2 separate regions of the Homo sapiens genome follow, and region 2 is linked to region 1. A link is a loop called in an ENCODE intact Hi-C map of the cell type or tissue named here. Cell type or tissue: CD4-positive, alpha-beta T cell. All regions are shown on one strand. Each heading gives the region's core, and the rest is flanking DNA. Links, peaks and the distances in the headings are about the cores only.

Region 1 (5,382 bases), core at 135-5,134:
AACCAACATTTTCAAATATTGCTAAGTTTTTACTCACTTACTTTTGGAAAAGAAAATGATTATTTATTTTGTGGTTTTAAAACAGTAAATGCACTTTCATTCTTAGCATAAAGAAATGTAAGAAAATACTTGCAGACAAGAAAAAAAAGGAATTTAATTTTTAAGTAGATGTGAAGAGACAATTCTATACCCACTTCTTTCCTCAACTTTTAAATGTGTACTCACAGAAAATCTGAAATGTCCTATAGTCAACAACACATGGTTCTTAGAATTCTGGAATCAGGCCTATCTCACATGTCGTCACAGGCAAAAACTCTAATAAAGTGATATTAGGACCTGAAAACCATGGGCTTTTTTTAGTGCTCATAGAAGTCTGAAACAATGACTCAGGCAATGATTCTCAATATGGTGGGTGGAGATTTCGGGGTCCGGGGGAGAAGTAGCTGTCAGAATCTAACTATGTCAACATTTTCAAACCACAGAGCAACCATCCGTAGTACCCAGTAAGCCTCTTAATTCCTAGCAGGGGTTTGTCTGAGAATTGACTCAACAAATGTAGTAAATAAATGATAGTAGTGGGCATGTATTAACCTTCCAACCTGTTAAGGGATGGGGTGAGGGAAGGTTGAGAATGATTGTTTCAAGACTCAAACCGATCCATTTTGAACACCCATGCTCTCTTGATTGATTCTGATAAATGTTTAAATTTTTACCTTTACAAATTATTGTTAATCAACATACCTGTAGATCTTGATGGAATAAATTAAAAGTGTAGACTAAATTTTTTTTCAACATACCTGACAAAGCCAAATAGTTGATATCGTGGCCAGCTAACCGGCAGAAGCTTCCTGACTGGCCAAATCCACTCAGCCTGGCATAAATAAGCCTTGGATTTTCCCGCTGCAGAATCTCTGGGCCCAGCTGGAGTTTCTCCATGACACCTTAAGAGAAAAGTAACGATCTTCTTAAGAGAGTATGAATTGAGGATGGAGATAATCCCTTCTCTGAGACAAACATAAAATAGCACCATTGCAAGTAATATTAATAACATTTGCTGTAGGCTAATGGCATGTTTACAGCAGTTAAGGACTCAAAGAGTGAAGCCACCATTTCTGGAATGTGTGGCTTCTTCCCAGGATGTAATTTCTCCCAGTACATCTCTGTTTCCCTCTAGGTTTATCCAAGCCTATTTATTCAATCCCCAGAGCAGGGTCTCATCCCTTTAGTAAATCCCTTTTCTCTTTTTCTATACCGCATCAGTGTTTACCACATCCCACCTTAGCTGCACTTGCTTGTACATGCATACACTTATCTTCCCTATCAGCTCATGAGCTCCTCCTGCAGAATTTACACCTGATGTTTCCACAGGCGCTAAAGTGCCTAGCATCAGTACCTTCACGAAAAAGTTTAGCACCCATCTGTAGAAAGAGTGGTTAGTGACAATAGCACCTGAGAGTTTTTAAGCTATCAACAAGTATAGTATTTATAGCACAAACCCCAGGTAACCAGCACCTGAAATTTCCTGGGATTAAAAGTAATCAAAATTACATAATAAACTCACTATCTTTACCTTCCTAAGGCTAAAATAAATCACAGAAAACCTCTAGTCATCTACCTAAACACCAGTCACAACTCCTCACCCGGAGGCTATATCCGTATTCCCAGCCGACCTTCCTCCTAATTACAAGACCTTGGACAAGCCTCCCTCATCTTAAATGGAGCATTCTTAAATTATTACATAATCTTAATTATTAAATCATTATTGTTACAAGCCTCAAATACAGCTGTGAGGGTTAAATGAGTTAACGCATTTAAATAAGCCGGCTGTGCCGTAGGCATTCATTCATTCACCATTTACCGATTTCCCACTATAGACCAGGCAATGCTTTGGATTTCTACTTGAACAAAGTTATTCTGGCAGCTGTCTGAGAATCCACTGGAGTGATACCAGCCCCAAACACCAGTTTTTAAAAGGCTGTCACACCAGTGTCAAGGCAGTTGCAGCAGGTATGGAGAGAAATAGTCCGAGTGGGCTAAGGAGCAAAATGACTGTATTGATGATCATTGAAATTGGATGTGAAAGGAAGACTGGAGTCCATGATGAAGTACAAGTTTGAGATTCAGGCATTCACTGAAATAAATAATACAGAAGGTGGAGATGCTGTTTTAGAAGGAAGAAGGAAAGGCTCATTTTGGGATTTGTGGAAGCTGCCTGGCGGGCAGCCTTGACGGCGATGCCCAGGACCTGTGTATGCCAGCGTCTGCCGCTCTGAAAGGGGGAAGTCTACAAAAAGGTGAAAATGATGGGAATGGGTAACTGGGCTTCAGGGAGCAGATGCTGAGACTTAGAACGCCAGCATTTCAGGCAGGGAGGAGCGTTAGCCTGGGCCCGTGGATGGCTTGAGGGTACAGCACTCCAAAACGGTAGCCGAATGACCGCCTATATGCAGTTTTCCAGGAAGGGAATCCTATGGCTTTCATTAGATTCTCACAGGGTTCAAGACCCTCAATTAATTAAGAAAGGCAAATACGGAACGTTTCTTAGAAAAAAAAGGAGGAATTTGGGAAGGAGTCAGAGAGGCAAAAGGAGAAACCGGGCAACAGCAGTATCTCAGAACCCAAGTTTTGGACAATCCAGTTTGGGAAGAATGATCACTAACAATACCCTAGGAGGCAAAAATCTGGAAGGCTGGGGCCGACAAGGGTTCTTGCGGCAACAGGGCAAAGGTGTGGCGGGTGCAGCCTCGATCGAACGGCCAGGCCCCTCCCCTCCGCGGGAACTTCCCGAGAGCAGCCCGCGGGGCCCGGGCTCACCGCGGCGGAAGGGCTCCAGCAGCACATCCGACCGCTTGCACAGACGCCGCAGCACGGCGGCTCCCCGCGGCTGCTTCAGGTCCAGCACTAGCGAGCGCTTGCCCCGGCCCAAGCGGCTCACGTCGTAGCGGGAGCCGGGCCGGTCCACGCGTACCACACGCGCCCCGAAGTCAGCCAGGACCATAGCACAGAACGGGCCCGGGGCCAGGCCGGACAGCTCCACGACCGAGATGCCCTGCAGTGCCATGGCGCTTCCCAGTGCCCCGCTGAAGGAAACTGAGCAGCCCTTAGCCCCAGCCCAGCAGCCTGCAAGAAGCCCTCCCAATCCCCGGCGCCACGCCCCCAGCCGCGGCGCCGCGCCCCAAAGGCACCACCCCCGTCCCTCTTTTGCGGGCCTGCGCAAGCCCGCGGAGTCTGCGCACTGGGCGCTTCCCCACCCCCGGCCTCCCGGGACCGCCAGTGCCAAATGCAGTAGGTTGCTTTCCTTTTTGTGCAACCTAAATTCCTGAGTCTTAAATTGCAGGGACTGACCTTTGGAGCTCCTGCCTGTTACCGTCCTCTCTGGACGCTTTTATTGTACCAGGGCGATCCCCAGCCCAACTGTACCATTCGAGTCCCTACTCCTGCCTTGCTCTAGGGAAATAAAATAACGTAAACACGTAAGAACAATGCGAAAGCGTTTTCTTCCCTAGGCTGCAGATTGTCTTCTTCACCGCCCCTGCTTAGCTAGCTAGCTAGCTGGGAATTTAATCCAGAAACGGCTTGCGATACCTCCTAGATGCACTCGTTTTGAGTTACAAACTCCGCGGATTACATGTCTTTTTAAAAAAGTTTAGACTACACTAGGAAAATTATTTTAGTATCAGAAGAATATCAGGGGTGTAGTACTCATCAGAGCTAAATGAGAGCGCTTTAAAAATGTTAGTTTGTCTTCCGCCATTTCTACAGAAAGCTGCAATTTCAGGTTTTCAACCTAATAGGTGATATTTAAGAAAAAAAAAAAGCAATCGCAAATAGCCCCACTGCTTTTACAAATCATTTTTTCTCTTCTAGGTATAGCCTGTCAGGTGGCCTAATGTAATTTTTGACATCTCTAGGAATTTTAATAGAACCAGAAATGGGTGCCAGAGATATGCCTGCACTAATCTTAAGTGGGGATTTATGTATTTCTCAAGCAAGTGATTAAAGCAAAACTAGGCACGATTGAAATCAAGATCTTTTAGGCAAGAAAGTCATGATGAGTTTTAGAATTATTTTAGGACTCTGTGGCTTTCTCTTCATAGAAATAGAAAAAAAAATTGTATAAAACCACAAAAGGTCCTGAATAGCCAAAGCAACACTGAACAAAAAGAACAAAGCAGGAAGCAACACACTACCAGAATTCAAATTATACTACCAAGGTGTAGTAACCAAAACAGCATTCTATTGGCATAAAATAGACACAAAGACCAATGGAACAGAATAAAGAACCCCAAAATAAATCCATATATTTACAGCCAGCTGATTATCAATAAAAACACCAAGAACATATATTAAGGACATTCTATTCAATAAGTAGTGCTGGAAAAACTGGAAATCCATATGCAGAAGAATGAAACTAGACCCCTATCCCTCACCATACACAAAAATCAACTCAGAATGGATTAAAAAACTTAAGACATACAACCCAAAACTATAAAACTACTATAAGAAAACAGATAAAACACTTCAGGACATTGACCTAGGCACAGATTTTATGACTAAGACTTCAAAAGCATAGGCAACAAAAACAAAAAATAGGCAAATGGGACTATATTAAACTAAAAATCTTCTGCACAACAGAAGAAACAACAGAATAAACAACTTATTGAATAGAAGAAAATATTTTGCAAATTATTCATCCAACAAGTGACTAATATGCAGACTATACAAGAAACTCAAACAACTCAACAGCAAAAAATGAAATAATCTCATTAAAAAGTGGGCACAGGATCTGAACAGACATTTCTCAAAAGGCATACAAATGGCCAACAGGTATATGAAAAAATGCTCAACATCACTAATCATCAGGGAAATGCAAATCAAAACCACAATGAGATATCATCTTACTTCAGTTAGACTGGCTATTATCAAAAAGACAAAAAATAACAAATGCTGGCAAAGACGCAGAGAAGAGGAACTTATATATACTGTTGGTAGGAATGTAAATTAGTTTAGCCATTATGGAAAACAGTATGGAGGTTTGTGAGAAAACTAAAAATAGAACTTCTATATGATCCAGCAGTCCCACTACTGGATATATGTCCAAAAGTATCGGGGGAACCCGCCCCCAATATTTCAACATAGGTTCTTTCTATTTTCCCTAAGTGTCGGCCAGTCTGAGAAATAAAGGGAAAGAGTACAAAGAGAAGAATTTTACAGCTGGGCCACCAGGGGTGACATCACATATTGGTAGGTCCGTGATGCCCACCTGAGCCGCAAAACCAGCAAGTTTTTATTAAGGATTTCAAAAGGGGAGGAGGTTTAAGAACAGGGAGTAGGTCACAAAGATCACATGCTTCAAAGGGCAAACAAGAAGAACAAAGATCA
Region 2 (5,382 bases), core at 328-5,327, 570 kb before region 1:
CAAATCCAAGGTCAAGGGGCCTATACCCAGGGAAAGCTTTCTTGCTGCATCATCCTATGGTGGAAAGCAGAAGGGCAAGAGAGCTCAAGAGAGCAAAAGAGCAAGAGGGGGCCAAACTCACTTTTATAGCATGCCCACTCTCACAATAACTAACCCACTCCCAAGATAATGACATCACTCCAATCATGATGGCAGAGCTGTCACGACATAATCACCTCTTACTAGGCTCCACACCCCAACAGTTGTATTGGGGATTCAGTTTTCAACACATGAACTTTAGGGGACACAGTTAAATCATAGCAAAAGCTCTCAGCAAAGAAGAGATATGACAAAAATGAAAACAAATTGAGGAATATTATCCATAATGGTTCCAAATAAATCTAGAGTAAACCAGAGAGGGTAACCGGCTAGAGCATTCATTTCCCCAAACATAATTAACTTTTATAGCCCTTTAGAATTTGCAAAGTACTTTGTATACTTGTACTTTCATTTTATCCTCCCAACAAGTTCTGGAATCAGGTTTATTACTTCTATCACCATTTTATAGCTGAGGAACATGATTATATCACACGGGGCTCCAACAGAGAACAGAGGGCACACTCGGGTTAGAGTAATTTAAAGAGGGTTTATTTAAAACAGATGAGAAGTATAGGGAGTCAGGATCCTACAAATAGTAATTGTGGGAAATCTGTAACCACATGTAGGCCAGGCAGGGTGAGGGTAGCCAGCATTTGCTGGAACCTAGAAGGGAAGTGTTCTGTAGTTATTGCTATGAGATCAGCAGTGACCTTTGGTTGTGAAACATCAGCAGCACAAGGCAACCTCCTCCTGGGAAGAGCCAGGGGTATACATGTCCTGATTTTGTTTTCTTCCCTCCCAACTCCTGCTGAGGGTCTCACTGGCTGGAAGCAACTGGAGGCCAATGGCCCAGCAGTCCATTGGTACAGGCCACACCTTTTCCCCTTCAACATCCTCTATAGCTTTTCATCCACATGAAAAGTGTGTGCCTCCAACACAAGGGACACATGAAGTCCCTTCAGAATGTGTATCATCATGGAGTGATCTTGATTCAATCATATTCCCTCACGAGAAGTAAAAAGTTAGCCACTCCTAGTATTCTTTATATATGATACATATATAAGGAAAAGTTGGGGGAGTGGAAAAAAAAGTAACAAAAAACATAACTTCTACAGGCCATACTTCTTTCTGGTCATGAGGGCTAATTTAGCAATCATAGCACTAGCACCAGCTCCATGGATGCACAACCTGGGGAGTCACACAGGACTCAATACTTAGAAGCGCGCTCTACACTTAGTTGCTGCTCCACTGTGCCTATTAAATAGATTGAAATTAACAAGGAGCCCTACATTTTTATTTTGCATTGGGTTCTGCAAATTATGTAGCTAATATTGTATAACTCTGTTCTTCTAGCACCTATTCAAGTTACCCTTAGCCTTTGTCAGGACCTCGCTAGACTGGGTTCTTTACCTAGAAGGATAGCCCAAACCTTCCTTCCTTCCTTGTCTTTGTTGGGTTCCCAGAGTTTTCCAACAGCAGAATATTAGACAAGGAAGTACTAAAAAATGTCTCAACGAATCTCCTGGGTTCTTGACAAAACTCTCCTTTATGTAGAAGAAACCCATTTGTCCTCTTGTAATCAGGATCAATCACTCTGGCCAGAAAAACAATCCCAATTCTGCCTGTGAGTGTAGCAGTACGTGAAGCCCCACATAGGGTGTACTCTTAGGCCAGTTGATCAGAACCATGACTATGCCCCTGATAGAAGCATTCTTCCCTCAGGGATTAGTTTCTTCAAAATCATCCAGCCCAAGGTTGTAGGAACCAGAAGCAAAAATTATTCAAATGAGTAATTAAGGATTGATAATGAAGAAGACTCTTTTGCCCCAAACCCATAGAGAGATGGTTATGTACAAACTTCTATTATTTGTAACATTATTTGTAGCATATCACATAATTTTGCTTCACTTCTCAAGGCAGAGCTATTGACAGCCACTTTCCTAAAAAGTATGTAGGAGGCCAGTGTGGTGGTTCACACCTATAATCCCAGCATGAGAGGCCAAGGTGAGAGGATCATTTGAGGCCAGGAGTTTGAGACTAGCTGGGCAACAAAGCAAGACCTTGTCTCTAAAAAATAAAATAAAATAAAAAAAATAAAATAATGTAAAAAATTTTTAAAGCATGTAGGGTAGTTGGTGATATGGTTTGGCTGTGTCCCCACCCAAAATCTCATCTTGAATTGTAATCACCATAATCCCCATGTGTCAAGGGTGGGACCAGGTGTAGGTAATTGCATCACGGGGCAGTTTCCCCCATGCTGTTCTCCTGATAACGAGTGAGTCTCATGAGATCGGATGGTTTTATAAGTGTCTGACATTTCCCCTGCTGGCACTCATTTTCTCTCCTGCTGCTCTGTGAAGAGGTACCTTCTGCCATGATTGGAAATTTCCTAATGCTTCCCCAGCCATGCAGAACTGTGAGTCAATTCAACTTCTTTCCTTTATAAATTACCCAGTCTCAGGTATTTCTTCATAGCAGAGAACGGGTTAATACAGTGGGCATAAATTATAACACTGGGAGTAAATCAGAAGTTTTTTTTTGTTGGCAAATACACAAAAGTTGTATAACAGTGTTTTGTGCTTTAGGTCTGAGATGTGTTGGACGCTCCCGTGATCTTTGCTTAGCTCTAAACACATAGTGAAAGAACACCTTCCTAACACCAGAGGGCACTGTGCCACAGGGATACCTCTGCGAGGTTCCCACACTAGCAACTCATTACATTCTTCCCCTATGTTCCTGCACCACAGTCAACCTGTTAGAAATGCCTTCTGCACCTGTTGTTTCCTGACTTTTTAATGATCACCATTCTAACTGGTGTCAGATGGTATCTCATTGTGGTTTCGATTTGCATTTCTCTGATGGCAAGTGATGATGAGCATTTTTTCATGTGTCTGTTGGCTGCAAAAATGTCTTCTTTTAAGAAGTGTCTGTTCATATCCTTCGCCCATTTGTTGATGGGGTTGTTTTCTTCTTGTAAATTTGTTTGAGTTCTTTGTAGATTCTGGATATTAGCCCTTTGCCAGATGAGTAGATTGCAAAAATTTTCTCCCATTCTGTAGGTTGCCTGTTCACTCTGATGGTAGTTTCTTTTGCTGTGCAGAAGCTCTTTAGTTTAATGAGATCCCATTTGTCAATTTTGGCTTTTGTTGCCATTGCTTTTGGTGTTTTTAGACATGAAGTCCTTGCCCATGCCTATGTCCTAAATGGTATTGCCTAGGTTTTCTTCTAGGGTTTTTATGGTTTTAGGTCTAATATTTAAGTCTTTAATCCATCTTGAATTAATTGTTGTATAAGGTGTAAGGAAGGGATCCAGTTTCAGCTTTCTACATATGGCTAGCCAGTTTTCCCAGCACCATTTGTTAAATAGGAAATCCTTTCCCCATTTCTTGTTTTTGTCAGGTTTGTCAAAGATCAGGTGCTGGAGAGGACGTGGAGAAACAGGAACACTTTTATACTGCTGGTGGGACTGTAAACTAGTTCAACCATTGTGGAAGACAGTGTGGCGATTCCTCAGGGATCTAGAACTAGAAATACCATTTGACCCAGCCATCCCATTACTGGGTATATACTCAAAGGATTATAAATCATGCTGCTATAAAGACACATGCACACGTATGTTTATTGCAGCACTATTCACAATAGCAAAGACTTGGAACCAACCCAAATGTCCAACAATGATAGACTGGATTAAGAAAATATGGCACATATACACCATGGAATACTATGCAGCCATAAAAAATGATGAGTTCATGTCCTTTGTAGGGACATGGATGAAGCTGGAAACCATCATTCTCAGCAAACTATCATAAGGACAAAAAACCAAACACCGCATGTCCTCACTCATAGGTGGGAATTGAACAATGGGAACACCTGGACACTGGAAGGGGAACATCACACACCGGGGCCTGTTGTGGGGTTGGGGGACGGGGGAGGGATAGCATTAGGAGATATAACTAATGTAAATGACGAGTTAATGGGTGCAGCACACCAACATGGCACATGTATACATATGTAACAAACCTGCACGTTGTGCACATGTACCCTAGAACTTAAAGTATAATAAAAATATATTTAAAAAAAGAAACGCCTTCTGCTTTTTCTTTTTGCCATACTTAAATGAGGACTGTTTTTAAAGTTGAAAGAGAACAAAGAGTTAAGAGAAGCTGCTAGAAACAATGTTATATAGCAGTTAAATATAATTGTTAGCCTATCATTTTCTGCATCCAGCAAATTCAGGAATCTTGATCTCTCTGGTTTTCATTATACTTAGTTAAAATTAAGATACAATTCAGGCAAATGTGTCTAATGAGCATAATTAAATTGTTTTACATTAAAAGGTAAGATTAGATCCTATTGATTCTCATTCTAATTTAAATGTGGGGAGTTAGTTTGGTCTATTTAAGCCTATTAAAATTGTACATAACTCCTGGAATATCAAGCACTACTAATAATCTACTCTCATCATAAACTTTCTTCTAGATCTAGTTAGTAAAGGGGTTTTGACTTCTTTTATAATACAAATAAAGAGGTAATTTTCCAAACCTTGCTTGAAAAATTAAGCAAGTTTTGTCTCAACACTCAACATTTATTGAACATCTGCTGTGCGATAGGTTTACATCTTCCAGATGCTGGCAAAAATACACAAAGTGTGCTTTCGTGAAGTTTTCAATCAAGGAGATAAAATATATTTTAAAAAAACTATAAACTTGCAAGGTAGGAGAAGAGCTTAAGCTCAGGAGTTTGAGACAAGTCTGGGTAACATAGTGAGACCTCATGTCTACTAAAAATTAAAAAATATATATATTAGCCGAGCGTGGTGGTGTGCACCTGTAGTCCCAGCTGTTCAGGAGACTGTGGCGAGGGGATCAATTGAGCCTGGGAGATCAAGGCTGCAGTGAGCTGTGATCACACCACTGCACTCCAGCCTGGGCAACAGAGCAAGACTCTGTCTCAAAAATAAATAAATGGATAGATAGATAGAATAAAAAATAAGAAAAAATTAACTGGGTGTGGTGGTGTGTGCCTGCAGTCCTACCTACTTGGGAAGCTGAGGCAGAAGGACTGCTTGAGTACAGCAGTTTGAGTCTGTAGTGAGCTATGATTGTGCCACTGCACTCCAGCCTGGGTAATGGAGCAAGACCTCATCTCAAAGAAAAAAGAAAAGAAAAGGACTATTATTAAAATCAAGGTGTCAGCTAAAGAGCAGTTATATATATATACACACACACACACACACACACACATATGTATATGTGTATACATATATATGTAATCTGCAAATTAGGTAGCTAATATTGCATAACT

What was found. Hi-C counts contacts between places; a loop is a spot of excess contacts. Peaks named below come from ENCODE experiments on the same cell type or tissue, not always from the same donor. Only the 100,000 strongest peaks of a DNase experiment are listed, where the experiment ranks them.
Region 2: a loop joins it to region 1, with 15 times the contacts of the local background. A loop is called at or near these places in 21 of 110 quality-filtered maps.

What each region holds. Positions count from the first base shown.
Region 1 is chr5:34,004,959-34,010,340 of GRCh38, forward strand. It overlaps AMACR (alpha-methylacyl-CoA racemase), which reads right to left and starts at 3,092. Exons shown (of 5, transcript NM_014324.6): 1 at 2,815-3,092; 2 at 798-941. The coding sequence starts at 3,061. It overlaps C1QTNF3-AMACR (C1QTNF3-AMACR readthrough (NMD candidate)), which reads right to left. Exons shown (of 9, transcript NR_037951.1): 7 at 798-941. RefSeq lists a silencer at 3,229-3,308. In CD4-positive, alpha-beta T cell, for the core only: no CTCF peak of the experiment used is centred there; DNase peaks (open chromatin) are centred at 2,823 and 3,173; H3K4me3 peaks cover 2,088 bases; H3K27ac peaks cover 2,321 bases.
Region 2 is chr5:33,433,325-33,438,706 of GRCh38, forward strand. The region is part of intron 1 of TARS1-DT (TARS1 divergent transcript); the gene reads right to left. Among named protein-coding and RNA genes, the nearest start is that of TARS1-DT, 4.6 kb to the right of the region's middle. RefSeq lists a silencer at 2,653-2,702. In CD4-positive, alpha-beta T cell, for the core only: CTCF peaks have their summits at 2,764 (motif pointing right) and 2,967; a DNase peak (open chromatin) is centred at 2,747.